Linked DNA regions of Homo sapiens: region 2 is linked to region 1. The links are chromatin contacts, found by Hi-C or POLR2A ChIA-PET in ENCODE. All regions are on one chromosome and are shown on one strand. The core of a region is the stretch at or near the end of the contact, and the rest is flanking DNA. Distances in the headings are between cores, read along the strand shown.

Region 1 (7,046 bases), core at 2,001-4,500:
GGTGACAGAGCAAGACTCTGTCTCCAAAATAAATAAATAAATAAAAAGCAATCCTCCCATCTCAGTCCCCTCCCGAATAGGTGGGACCACAGGTGCATACCACTACACCCAGCTAATTTTAGTATTTTTTGTAGAGATGGGGTTTTGCCATGAAGCCCAGGCTGGTTTTGAACCCCTGAGCTCAAGCGATCCGCCCACCTTGGCCTCCCGAAGTGCTGGCATTACAGGCTTAAAAATAGAGACAGGGTCTTGCTGTGTTGCAAAGGCTGGTCTAGAACTTCTGAGTTCAAGCAATCCTCCCACCCCAGCCTCCTGATTACAGGCCTGCACCGCCACTACACCTAGCCAGTAACAACAATTTACATAGTATTTACATGGGACTAGCTATGATATGCAATCTAGACACGATTTAAAATATAGGGGTGGGCTGGGCACTGTGGCTTACGTCTGTAATCCCAGCACTTTGGGAGGCCGAGGCTGGCGGACCGCCTAAGGTCAGAAGTTCGAGACCAGCCTGGCCAATGTCGTGAAACCCCGTCCCTACTAAAAATATAAAAATTAGCTGGGCGTAGTGGCTCACGCCTATAATCCCAGACACTCAGGAGGCTGAGGCATGAGAATCTCTTGAACCCGGGAAGCAGAGGTTGTAGTAAGCTGAGATCATGCCACTGCACCAGCCTGGGCGACAGAGCAAGACTCTGTCTCAAAAAAAAAAAAAAAAAAAAAAAAAAAAATATATATATATATATATATATATATATATGTGGATGTGCATAGGTCATGCAAATATGATGGCATTTTTATATCAGAGACTTGAGCATCCATGGATTTTGGTATCTGTGGGAGGTCCTGGAACCAGTCCCCCACAGATATTGAAGGATGACTGTACTTATTTTGCCTGTTGACTGTTCCTTCTGCTTCCCTGGGACCCCTGAGAGCAGAGATTTTGTCTGTTTTGTTCACTGCTGCGTCCCCAGCAAATGGCGGTGTCTGAGCCACAGCAGGTGCTTACTAAATGCTGGGTGAGTGAATGAATCAAAGGCAGAGGTCTTTCCATTAAGGCCTCAGTTCCCAGGGATGAAGGTGGGACTCAGGCAGGTAGGGAAATTTCCTGGTGAATTTAGGGTCAAGTGGAATCTGCTGCCTTGGCCCCCTACAGCCCACTCCCCCTGTCTCCTGGTCACAGCTACCTAATCTTTCTCTGCTCACTCCCTTCTCCCCAGTTCCTCCTGGAGTCCACGTCCTGCCCTGGCTCTAGGCATATGGCTCAGGCGGGGCCCATCGAATGACTGCTCTGGGATGGGCAGGTGCCCTAGTGGACCCCCTGAGATACAAGGAGACTTTTCTAGTATAGGAGGCTCTTTTCCTCATGATTTGGACCCTAACAGCCGCCTGCCAGCCCATGGAACCTGAAGATGAAGGAGGGCAGAGCTGAAGCACAGAGATAGATAGGTCCTGATGCTACTGGTTGAGCCCCTTGATCTTGCCATACCTGAAGCCAACTGTATAAGTGTTTCCGTACTAGAACTAGTACCTTCCCATTTTTTTTGTGGATAAAGTGGTTTGGGTTTGGGATTCTTTCTCTTGTATCTAAAAAAGTTCCTAGAAGGCCCTCCCCTACCCCCTGAGGAGGCCCTCTCACCTAGGGCTGTACCATAGCCAGCGGTGGCCAGAGCACCAGTGTTACAGTGGGTCAGCACAGTCACCTTGCCACCGCTGGGGGCCACCCGCTCCAGGAGGTGGCGGGCTCCTAGGTCCCCAATGCTTCGGTTGTCTCTGAGGTCTTTCTCCAGCATGTCCTCGGTGCAGCAGATCACTCTGGGGTGACAAGGAGTTTTCAGCACCAGCCACCAGGACCCGGGGCCCAGGCCAACGCCTCCTCTCTGCCTAACGCTGCTGTCCTGGAGCCCTCCTGCTCAAAGCCTCTCATTGCTGTGGGGCCTGGACCCTTCGGCCAGGGCCACCGAAGTGTCACTCCGTTCATTCATGCAAAGACATGTTTACCAAGCAGTTCCGGTATGACCCAGCAGTAAACAAGACAAAAATCTCTGCTCCTGTGGAGTTGACACTGGGGTGAGTGAGCCAGCTGATGAAGAGATAATAAAATGAAGGAAAAGCCGGCAGAATCAGGCAACAGAGAGCAGCGGGTGAGCTGGATCATATAGAATGGTGGAGGAGGGCGCTATGGATACCTGGCCCGCACCAATGGCACGTGCAAAGGCTGTAAGGCAGGCTCGAGCTTGGTGGGGTAAAGTGACATTGCAGGGAGGGCTGGAGCAGAAAGGAAGTGGGGGGAAAAAGATGGCAGGAAGGGGACCAGGACAGGAAAAAAAGTTCCTCAAAAGCAGAAACCAAGAGAACACGGAGATACTAAAAAGGGCCTCCAAGGGCGGATAAGGGGCTGCGTGTATTCAGGGGAGGCACGATTAAGGAGTTAGGTTTCAGGGCCAGGCTGCCCAGGCTAGACTCTGGGCCCCATCTGTGGGGCCCTGGACAAGGGACTTAAGGTCGCCGTGCCTCAGTCTCCCCATCTGTGGGGCCCTGGACAAGGGACTTAAGGTCGCCGTGCCTCAGTTTCCCCATCTGTATAGTGGGTCACTGTACTTAAAAAGAGTCAATATAATTCCTGCTCAGCGCCGTGCCTGGTACCAGATCCCCGTACCTCTCCCGGACCGCCTCTTCCGTAGCGCCCTCCCGTTCGGCCTCCCGGGCTGCAACATCAGCCAGGTCGCGGGCGGCGCGGGCCATGTTGACAGCGGTGGGCCGGGCGGTGACGAGGAAGCTCAGCTTGTCGCGCACGAAGGCCACGAGCGCGGCGAGTCCCGGTCCCCCGGCGCCCGCCTGCAGCTCCACGGCGAGGCTGAGACAGCCCACCAGGGCTATGGCCGGGGCGCCCCGCACCTGCGGGGCAGGGATTTGGGCGTCGGAAGCTGCAGGCGCGGGCGCACTCCCACCTCCAACCCGGCCGCCCCGCCGCCCCGCCGCCCCGCCGCCCCGCCGCCCCGCCGCCCCGCCGCCCCGCCGCCCCGCCGCCCCGCCGCCCCGCTGCACCTTCATGGCGCGGATGGCCTCCCAGGCCTGGTGCACCGAGCCCACCGCCTCGTAGCGGCTCTGCTTGGGCAGCAGCAGCTGGTCTAGGATCTGCAGGGAGCCCCGCGAGTAGCGGATCGCCTCCAGGGTCATGGTGCAGCAGCCAAGCCCAGCGCAACTCAGAGGGAGCTAGGGGTCCGCGCGCACTTGGGAGCGGGGCGGGGCCGTGGGCGGAGCCTCCCCCGGAAAAAGAGACACGCACATGCGCATCCAACCCGATTCCACGGGTTCCCAGGAGGCGGATTCCACGGGTTCCCAGGAGGCGGATTCCACGGGTTCCCAGGAGGCGGATTCCACGGGTTCCCAGGAGGCGGATTCCACGGGTTCCCAGGAGGCGGATTCCACGGGTTCCCAGGACGCGGATTCCACGGGTTCCCAGGACGCGGATTCCACGTGGCCGAACCCACTCCACGACTCCTGCCAAGCCCGAACGGAGTGAGCCGCCTCCTCGGAACCACAAAAGTGGCAGCATTTATGGGACGCCTAGTGGATACCAGGCCCCGTGTTTAACAACCTGCTGTCTAGAGTTAGGGATGTATCCCCAGTGGCAAGGTAACATCAAGTGTTCAAACCAAAGAATTTGTTAAATGATCTTCCAAGGTTGAGGGGGAGGTAGTGGGGGGTCGTGTGCCCCTTGATGGATGCAAGGCTGTTTCTGGGCCATTTTCTGCTCGGTTTCATTCAAAAGTAACATGCAGGACAGGCGCTGTGGCTCACGCCTGGAATCCCAGCATTTTGGGAGGCCGAGTCGGGCAGATCACTTGAGGTCAGGAGTTCGAGACCAGCCTGGCCAACATGGTGAAACCCAGTCTCTACTAAAAATACAAAAAATTAGCTGGGCGTGGTGGCGCACACCCGTAGTCCCAGCTGCTCGGGAGGCTGAGGCAGAAGAATCACTTGAACCCAGGAGGCAGAGGTTGCAGTGAGCCGAGATCGCGCCACTGCACTCCAGCCTGGGTGACAGAGCAAGACTCGGTCTCAAAAACAAAACAAAAAAACCCCAAAAGTAACATGCACGGGGGGCTTTTCCATGGGCCACCCCTGGGCTGGGTATAATAAAAAGCTCACACCTGTGTGCTCCAGCCCCTGCTGCATCTGGCACACATCCTGGGTACCCCGTGTGCCTTGTCCCTGGCCTTGTGTGTGTGGTTCCTGGCCCCCTTTTCACCCTTCACACTTGGCCCATGCCTCCTCCTCCAGGAAGTCTGTCCTGATTCCTGGCCAACCGGGACCACCACCTTGAGACTCTTGTTACTCTGGAAGGGGACCATGTCTGTGGTCACAGCTATGACCCTATACCAGCATTTGCTGATGAGAGGCCTACCAAGCTTGGTCAAGGTGGGGGGGTGGGGGGGCAGCCCCAGGGTCCATCTAACAACCCAAGACAGGGAAGAAGAGACAGGTCTTTAATGTACGGAGTCTCACAAGGCACAAACACCCTCACCAGGACCAAATAAATAACTCCACGGTTGCAGGAAGGCGCGGTCTGGGGAGGATGCGGCATCTGAGCTCTCCCAGGGCTGGTGGGCGAGCCGGGGGTCTGCAGTCTGTGAGGGGCCTCCTGGGTGTGTCCGGGCCTCTAGAGCGGGTCCAGTCTCCAGGATGGGGATCGCTCACTCACTCTCCGAGTCGGAGTAGTCCGCCACGAGGGAGGAGCCGAGACTGCAGGGGTGCCGCGTGTCGGGGGTGTCAGCTGCCTCCTGGGAGGAGCCTGCTGGCGACAGGGGCTTGTCCTGACGGCTCCCTTCCTGCCCCCTCGGGCTGCTGCACTTGGGGGTCTCAGTTGTTTCCGGAGGACAGTCTCCGGGGGACATGGGCCGGTCCTGGGCAGCCTCCTCTGGTACCCGCGGTTCCCCAGACTTGGGGGTGTCGGCCGCATGCTGGGGGCTCTCCGGGACGTCCCGAGACCTCCGCCGCACGATGCCCAGGTCCCCGACGGTGATGGGGGAGGTGGCAAGCGCGGTTCTGCGGCTCTGTGCCAGCTTCTTCAGGACGCCGCTGACCTTGCTGCTGGAGGCGGATCCGGGGGCAGAGGGGAACCAGGAGCGGCTGATGATCTCGGTCCGCTTGAGTTTCTGCTTGTCCTCGTAGGCTAGAGGAGAGGAGAGGACATTTCAGGGGCGGCAGGGGAGGGGGTCCAGAACTGCCCTCTGGTAGACCAGAGTCCACTCATGGCTGAGGACCCCCCATCTCCAGGCAACTCTGAGCCTCCCTGTCCCCTTTTCCCCCTGGCCTCCTACGCACAGTCCAGGGTGTGGAACTTCAGCAGAGCCGCCAGCTTGCGGTCATCTTCCGTCTCGGGCACCAGCGGGATGGTCAGGCTCGCCTTGGCCTGCAAGGCCTGGTCTCTCTCCTCCTCCTCCTGGATGGCTTTTTTCTTTTCCTGTGTTGAGGGCCAAGAACACCAGAGATAGGGGGTGTCAAAGCCCTGTCTCTTCTGTGTACTAGGGGGCACTGCTCCAACTCTCGGGGTCTCATTTACTCTTTTTGAGACAGTTTCATTCTGTCGCCCAGACTGGAGTGCAGTGGCACAATCATAGCTCACTGCAGCCTCGAACTCCTGGGCTCAAGCGATTCTCTCATGTCAGCCTCCCAAGTATCCAGTACTACAGATGTGCACCACCACGCCCAGCTAATTAAAACATTTATTTTTGTAGAGACTGGGCCTGGTAGTTCATGTCTGTAATCCCAGCACTTTGGGAGGCTGAGGCGGGTGGATCCCTTGAGGCCAGTAGTTTGAGACCAGCTTGGCCATCAAGGCAAAATCCTGTCTCTATTAAAAATATAAAAATTAGCCAGGCATGGTGGCATGCGCCTATGGTCCTAGCTACTTGGGAGGCTGAGGCATGAAAATCACTTCAACCGGGGAGGTGGAGGTTGCGGTGGGCTGAGATCGTTGTCACTGCACTCCAGCCAGGGCGAAAGGGGGGAGACTGTTTCAAAAAAAAAAAAAAATTTTTTTTTGTAGAGATGGGGTCTCACTATGTTGCCCAGGCTGGTCTCCAACTCATGGCCTCAAACAATCCTCCCACCTGAGCCTCCCAAAGCACTGGGATTACAGGTGTGAGCCACCACGCACGGCCTCATCCCACAAATATTTCTGGGATACCCACCTTGTGCTAGGCTTTGTTCTGGACACTCGGCATACAGTGGCAGGCAGGGAAAAACCCTTGCCCTGGTGGAGCTGGCCTCTAGTGGTGAGACAGTGATAAGGAGAAAAAAAATGCAGGACAGGTGGGTAGGGGATGGGCTGGGCGGTTCCATTTATTTTTTAATTTAGTTTAATTCTATATTTTTTTGAGACAAGAGTCTTGCTCTGTCGGCCAGGCTGGAGTGCAGTGGCACGATCTCAGCTCACTGCAAACTCCACCTCCCAGGTTCACGCCATTCTCTTGCCTCAGCCTCCCAAGTAGCTGGGACTACAGGCACCCGCCACCACACCTGGCTAATTTTTTTTTGCATTTTTAGTAGAGACGGGGTTTCACCATGTTAGCCAGGATGGTCTCGATCTCCTGACCTCGTGATCCGCCTGCCTCAGCCTCCCAAAGTGCTGGGATTACAGATGTGAGCCACCGCGCCCAGCCAAGAGGTTCCATTTAAAATGTGGTGGCCAGGTCAGATGCAGTGGCTCACGCCTGTAATCCTAGCACTTTGGGAGGTTGAGGTGGGTGGATCACATGAGGCCAGGATTTCGAGACCAGCCTGGCCAACATGGTGATACCCAGTCTCTACTAAAAATACAAAAATTAGCCATGCACAGTGGTGGGAACCTGGAATCCCAGCTACTTGGGAGGCTGAGGCAGGAGAATTGCTTGAACCTGGGGTGGAGGCTTCAGTGAGCCGGGATCATGCCACTGCACTGCAGCATGGGCGACGAGCGAGACTCAGTCTAAGCAAAAACAAAACACAAAAAACCCAACATTAGCCAGGTGTGATGGCTCATGCCTGTGGGTCCC
Region 2 (7,046 bases), core at 2,880-5,379, 600 kb before region 1:
CGCATGCCTCTGGGCCTCTTCTGTTGTGGGCTTGTGGGTTCCCGAGAAATAGGGCCACAGATGGCACTGACGGTCCCAGCCAGTCCCAGAAAGAAGCGATGGGAAAGCATTGGTGAGAATCAACCCATCCCCAGGGCTCTGTCCCTTGGATGGAGGTCTCCCTTTCACTTCTTTCCAGGCATAGAAAACAGTTTGCGGCTCCTCAAAAAGTTACGTGTAGAGTGACCCTGTGATCCAGCCATTCTGCTCCTGAGTATACACCTGAGAAAACTGAAGGCAGACACTCAAATGGATACTTATGTTTATTTTATTTTTTGAGATGGAGTCTCACTCTTGTCCAGGCTGGAGTGCAGTGGCGCGATCTCAGCTCATTGCAACCTCCACCTCCTGGGTTCAAGTGATTCTCCTGCCTCAGCCTCCCGAGTAGCTGAGATTACAGGCACCCACCACCATGCCCGGCTAATTTTTGTATTTTAGTAGAGAGAGGGTTGCACCGTGTTGGTCAGGCTGGTCTCAAACTCCTGACCTCAAATGATCTGCCCACCTCAGCCTCCCAAAGCGCTGGGATTCCAGGCATGAGCCACTGTGCCTGACCTCAAACAGATACTTATACACCCATGTTCATAGCAGCACGGTTCACAATTACCATAAAAAGCGATTTTTAATTCAACCATAAAAAGGAACGAGGCTCTGATCCATGCTACAGGGTGGATGAACCTTGAAAACATGATACTGAGTGAGAGAAGCCAGACACAGAAGGTCACATAGTGCACGATTCCATTTATATGAAATGTCCAGAATAGGCAAATTCATAGCCAGAAAACAGATTGGTGGTTGCCAGGGGCTGGGGAGGAGGAATGAGGAATGAGTGGTAATGAGGACGGGGTTTCCTTTTGCGGTGTTGAAAACATTCTGGAACTAGATAGAGGTGATGGTTGCTCAACGTAGTGAATGTACTAAATGGCGCTGAACCATGCACTTTAAAAGGGTCTATTTTATGTCATGTCAATCTCACCTCCATAAAAAAAAAAAACAAAAACAAAAAAAAAAAACAGGCCGGGTGCAGTGGCTCATGCCTGTATTCCCAGCACTTTGGGAGACCGAGGCAGGAAGATTGCTTGAGTCCAGCAGTTCAAGAGCAGCCTGGGCTACATATCGAGACCTCATCTCTACAAAAACTCCACAAATTAGCTGGGCATGGTAGTGTGCACCTGTAGTCTCAGCAACTTGGGAGGCAGAGGTGGGAGGATCACTTGAGCCTAGGAGGCAGAGGTGGCAGTGAGCCGAAATCGCACCACTGCACTGCAGCCAGGGTGACAGAGTGAGACTCTGTCTCAAAAAAATAAAATAAAATAAATACATAAATAAAATAGACCAGGCATGGTGGCTTATGCTTGTAATCCTAGCACTTTGGAAGGCTGAGGTAGGTGGATTACTTGAGGTCAGGCGTTTGAGACCAGTCTGGCCAACATGGTGAAATCCTGCCTCTACTAAAAGTGCAAAAATTAGCCGGGCATGGTGGCGCATGCCTGTAATCCCAGCTACTCAGGAGGCTGAGGCAGGAGAATTGCTTGAACCTGGGAGGCAGAGAGGTTGCAGTGAGCCGAGATGACGCCACTGCTCTCCAGCTTGGGCGACAGAGCGAAACTCTGTCTCAAAAAAAAAAAAAAAAAAAAAAAGAAGTCTGAGTTTTTCACAGCTATATCTCTGACACCTCTAAACACTTCAGTCGTCGCTTTCGGTTTTTAATTTCCTTCCCCATTTTTTTTCTTTACTTTTTTATAATGAGACAGGGGTCTCATTATGTTGCCCAGGCTGGTCTTGGACTCCTGAGCTCTAGCGATCCTCCCGCCTCTGCCTCCCAAACTGTTGGGATTACAGGCGTGAGCCACTGCGCCTGGCCTATTTCTTTCCCTTTTTGTCTCCTTTCAATTTTTTTTTTTAAACAAAAAGAGCAGTCTCTTTGATCCAGAGCTTCACTGGAGGGTGAGGCTGTGGATCCCAGGGTCCTGCGAGTGAGCGACTCATTATATTCTACGCCTGGGCACCTCCCTCTCCCTACCCTAGTCCCGGCTCTTGAGGCTTCAACCAGGCGACAGCAGGAAGCAAGTTTAATTTCACCCCCACCCCTACAAATATAGGTCCTTTTGCTGTTGCTTTCTACTTATGGAAATGGCCCTGGTTTCCTTTTGTTTCCTTTTGTGGTGGTGGCATAAAAGTTCCTTCCCAAATAAATTCATTTAAGTTTTTTTTTTTTTTTTAAAGGAAAAGCAAGTTGATTGAAGGAAAAATCTGTGGTCCGGGGAGATGTTCCAAATCCTGGAGGTGGAGAGGAATGAATGACGTTTGTGGCTTGCAGATCAACTCCCCGCAGCGGGCGTGACGTTGTCACAGCCAAAATTGTCCTCCACGCGCTGCTACGGTGAGTCAGGGGGAGAGGGGCCCCTCTGGGCAGACGGCAAAAGCCATTTTTGAGTGTACAAGGAGGCATTTTTCTGACAGCATTTCCTGTCGGTACCCTCCTATCTAGGGGCAAAAGTGTCACTGGGGCTTTCTGGGGCCTTTGGTGTGGGTCTTAGTGACAAAGTTCAGTGGCAATCTGGCATTCCCCTAGTGGAATTGTCACTCCCACGACAGCCTCTCATGCCCAGCTTCTGTCCGGCCCGAGGAGCCAGCTCTGGGCTGCCTGCTATCCACGAGGTCAGGCGGCCCTGACATTGGCAAGGAGATTGACACCCACACTCTGTGCTTCCTTTGAAACAGAGTTGTTAAAATTCCAGGCCAGACAAATGTCCAATAGGCCTATGAAAAGATACTCAAAGTCACCAATCATTAGGGAAATGCAAATCAAAACCACAGGCCAGGTGCGGTGGCTCACGCCTGTAATTCCAGCACTTTGGGAGGCCGAGGTGGGAGGATCACTTGAGGCCAGGAGTTTGAGACCAGCCTGGGCAACATAGCAAGACTCCATCTCTATAAATAAATGAATAAACAAATAAAAACCACAGTGAGATACTACCTAACACCCATTAGGATGGCTACTATCAAAAAAACAGAAAATAGGTTAGAAGTGGTAGCTCACAACTGTTATCCCAATGCTTTGGGAGGCCAAGGAGAGAGGATCAGTTGGGCCAGGAGTTCAAGACCAGCCTGGGCAACAAAGGAAGACTTCATTTCTAAAAATATTTAAAAATTAGCTGAGCATGGTGGCATGCACCTGTAGTCCCAACTACTTGGGAGGCCGAGGCAAGAGGATCGCTTGATCCCAGGAGGTCAAGGCTGCAGTGAGCTATGATTGCACCATTGCACTCCAGCCTGGGCAACAGAGTGAGACCCTGTCCAAAAAAAAAAAAAAAAAAAAGCAAAACAAAACAAAACCCCATAAATTGAAACCATTGTGGGCTGCTGGTGACAATGTAAAATGGTGCAGCCACTGTGGAAAACAGTATGGAGAGTCCTAAAAAAATTAAACATAGAGGCCAGGCATGGTGGCTCATGCCTGTAATCCCAGCACTTTGAGAGGCCGAGGTGGGTGGACCATTTGAGGTCAGGAGTTTGAGACCAGCCTGGACAACAATACAAAGATTAGCCGGGTGTGGTGGCAGCTGCCTCTAATCCCAGCTACTCGAGAGGCTGAGGCAGGAGAATCGCTTGAACCCGGGAGGTGGAGGTTGCAGTGAGCGGAGATCGCGCCACTGCACTCCAGCCTGGGTGACAGAGCAAGACTCCATCTCAAAAAAAAAAAAAAAATTAAACATAGAATTGTCATATGATCCATCAATTCTACTTCTGCATAGACACCCGAATTGAAAGCAAAGTTCAAAGAGACATCTGTACACCTATGTTCACGGCAGCATTAGCTAAAATAGCCAAAAGTTGAAAGCAACCAGTCTCCATGGATAGATGAATGGATAAACAAAATGTGGTCTATCTATACAGTGGAATATTACTCAGCCTTAAAGAGGAAGGAAATTCTCGTACATATAACATGAATGCACCCTGAGGGCATTATGCTAAGTGAAATAAACCTGCCACAAAAGAACAAATACCGTATGATCACATTTACAGGAAGTAACTAAACTTGTCAAATTCATAGAAACAGAAAGTAGAATTGTGGTTTCCAGGAACTGGAGGGAGGAGGAACGGGGAGTTGTTTTGTGGATACAGTTTTAGTTTTGCAAGATGAAAAAGTTCTGGAGATGAATGATGGTGTCAGTGGCAACTATGAGAATTTATTTTTTCTGGTTTTTGTTTTGTTTTGTTTTGAGACGGGGTCTTACTCTGTTGCCCAGGCCGCAGTGCAGTGGCACAATCTGGGCTCACTGCAACCTCTGCCTCCTGGGTTCAAGTGATTCTCGTGCCTCAGCCTCCCAAGTAGCTGGGATTACAGGTGTGCACAACCATTCCTGGCTAATTTTTGTATTTTTAGTACAGCCAGGGTGTCACCATGTTGGCCAGGCTGGTCTCAAACTCCTGATCTCAGATGATCTGCCCACCTCAGCCTCCCAAAGTGCTGGGATTACACGTGTGAGCCACTGTGCCCAACTGAGAATTTTCTTTTCTTTTTGAGACTGAGTCTCACTCTGTTGCCCAGGCCGGAGTACAGTGGCTCAATCTTGGCTCTCTGCAACCTCTGTCTCCTGGGTTCAAGTGATTCTCTTGTCTCAGCCTCCCAGTAGCTGGGACTACAGGTTCACACCACCGTGCCTGGCCAATTTTTGTATTTTTAGGACAGACGGGGTTTCACCATATTGGTCAGGCTGGTCTTGAACTTCTGACTTCAAGTGATCTGTCCATCTCAGCCTCCCAAAGTGCTGGGATTACAGGCATGAGCCCCCACGCCCGGCCTGACAATTTTCTTAATGTAACTGAACTGTACACTTAAAATGGTTAAGATAGAACATTTCATGTCATGTGTATTTCACCACAAATTTTATCCAGGCTGAAGGACAGGCACGGTGGCTCGCTTTGGCAGGACGAGGCAGGAGGATCGCTTAAGGCCAGGAGTTCAAGACCAGCTAGGGCAACATAGCGAGACCCGCACCCCCATCTCTACAAAAAAAGTTTAAAAATTACCCAGGCCTGATGGCACATGACTCTGGTCCCAGCTACTCGGGAGGCTGAGGCAGGAGGATTGCTTGAGCCCAAGAGGTTGAGGCTGCAGCGAACTATATGGTTGCACCACTGTACTTCGGCGAGATCCTGTCTCAAAAAAAAAATCAAAAAAAAAAAAAAATCCAGTCTCAGAGGAGACTGGGGCAGGATTCCCATCCTGTGGGTCCTGGCAGGTGACCCCCATGTGTCCTCCATAGTAGGGGGTGATCAGGCCCTCCAAGAAGTCAATACCAATTATATCCCAAAGCCTCTTACATGTCTCCACCTGGACCTCCCTGTCTACCTCCAGACATACAGCTGCCCTCTGGACCTCACCCAGGGACACTGCTATGATCACTGAGCGATTCACCAATATTCCAGCTCTTTCTCCCTCCAGGTACAAGGTAGGAAGGCATTGCTCCACCCACTTGTGTGGCCACGTGACTTGCTCTGACCAATGGCATGTGAGCAGGTTTGACTTGTGTCACTTCTGGGCAGAGGCTTTAAGAGCTGCTGCAGAGCATGCTATATGTTCTTTTTCTTCTGCCTTGGCAACGGGCAACATGCCAGATGCTGGCTGAGTGAAAAGTGAAACCTCTGATGTTTTAAGCTCCTGAGATTTGGGGCTTAAAGTAGCTGGGACTACAGGTGTGTGCCACCATGCCTGGCTCATTTTTTTCCCTGGCTTGTTACTGCAGCAGAACTGAACCTGCCTTGAGTCCAGTGTGGCAGCAGAATCTGTAGATGTCACTCATCCAGTCCTGTCTTGTGCATGACGATGGTCTCATATCATTAAGCTGTAGGGCTGGAATGAGAGGCAAGGTGGATGCTTGACTTGGGAACAAAATTTCAGGGGGTGTCAAAGAACTCAAGAACTTTGTCCTGAACTCATAAATATTATTTTATTGTGATATTTTGTAAAAGTCAAGATTAATGCAAAACCATGATGAATAAAATGGTAACATTAAATCTATCTATCTATCTATCTATCTATCTATCTATCTATCTATCTATAGATATGTATATATATACACATAGGTCAGGCGCGGTGGCTCACACCTGTAATCCCAACACTTTGGGAAGCCGATGCAGGTGGATTGCTTGAGACCAGGAGTTCGAGACCAGCCTGGCCAACATGGTGAAACCCCATCTCTGCTAAAAGTACAAAAAATTAGCAGGTCGTGATACTGCACACCTGTAATTCCAGCTACTTGGAAGGCTGACGCACGAGAATCGCTTGAACCCAGGAGGCGGAGGTTGGAGTGAGTAGAGATCATACCACTGCACTGCACTCCAGCCTGGGCAACAGAATGAGACTCCATCTCAAAAAAAAAATATATGTATATATATATACACATATATGAGAGAGACAAGGTCTCACTCTGTCACCCAGGCTGGAGTGCAGTGGCACAATCATAGCTCACTGCAGCATTGACCTCCTGAGCACAAGCAATCCTCCCACCTCAGCCTCCCGAGTAGCTGGGACTACAGGTGTGCACCACCACACCCAGCTAATGCTTGAATTTTTATAGAGATGGGGTCTTGCTATGTTGCCCAGACTGGTCTTGAACTCCTGGGCTCAAGTGATCCCTCTGTCTCAGCCTCCCAAAGTGCTGAGATTATGGGCGTGAGCCACTGCTCCTGGCATACATTGTCCTAGTCTATTGTTAGAAGCAAGTTATTGGGTCCAGCTCACACTCGAGGGATCACACAGAGTGCAGACATCAGGAGGTGGGAATCATGGAGGAGTCTTGGAGCCTGTCTGCCTCACCTCCTCTCCTCTAGTATTCCTAGTTTTTTTTTTTTTTTCGAGATGGAGTTTTGCTCTTGTTGCTTAGACTGGAGTGCAATGGCAGGATCTCGGCTCGCTACAACCTCTGCCTCCCAGGTCCAGGTGATCCTCCTGTCTCAGCCTCCCAAGTAGCTGGGATTACAGGAGCCCCCTGCCACAC

The links. Hi-C counts contacts between places; a loop is a spot of excess contacts on that map. ChIA-PET counts read pairs that join two places held with the same protein, here RNA polymerase II (POLR2A). Pooled maps may share reads with other maps.
Region 2: a pooled map shows a loop between it and region 1 (2.1-fold over the local background). The contact joins the enhancer-like site here to the promoter of MRI1 in region 1. A Hi-C loop is called at or near these places in 1 of 50 pooled maps. POLR2A ChIA-PET finds 5 or more read pairs at or near these places in 3 of 52 experiments (HepG2, K562 and WTC11).

The regions. Positions count from the first base shown.
Region 1 is chr19:13,760,726-13,767,771 of GRCh38, reverse strand. It overlaps MRI1 (methylthioribose-1-phosphate isomerase 1), which reads right to left and starts at 3,250. Exons shown (of 6, transcript NM_001031727.4): 1 at 3,052-3,250; 2 at 2,663-2,901; 3 at 1,643-1,818. The coding sequence starts at 3,183. It overlaps YJU2B (YJU2 splicing factor homolog B), which reads right to left. Exons shown (of 10, transcript NM_030818.4): 9 at 5,335-5,473; 10 at 4,483-5,182. The coding sequence ends at 4,704. RefSeq lists enhancers at 1,424-2,053, 4,523-5,039 and a silencer at 2,831-2,880.
Region 2 is chr19:14,365,319-14,372,364 of GRCh38, reverse strand. No RefSeq gene overlaps it. Among named protein-coding and RNA genes, the nearest start is that of LINC01841, 4.9 kb to the right of the region's middle. RefSeq lists enhancers at 1,503-1,572, 5,454-5,748 and a silencer at 5,502-5,591. Within about 2 kb of position 4,129, at least 16 of the 41 ENCODE cell types and tissues checked have a DNase peak (open chromatin) inside an H3K27ac peak, as active enhancers do.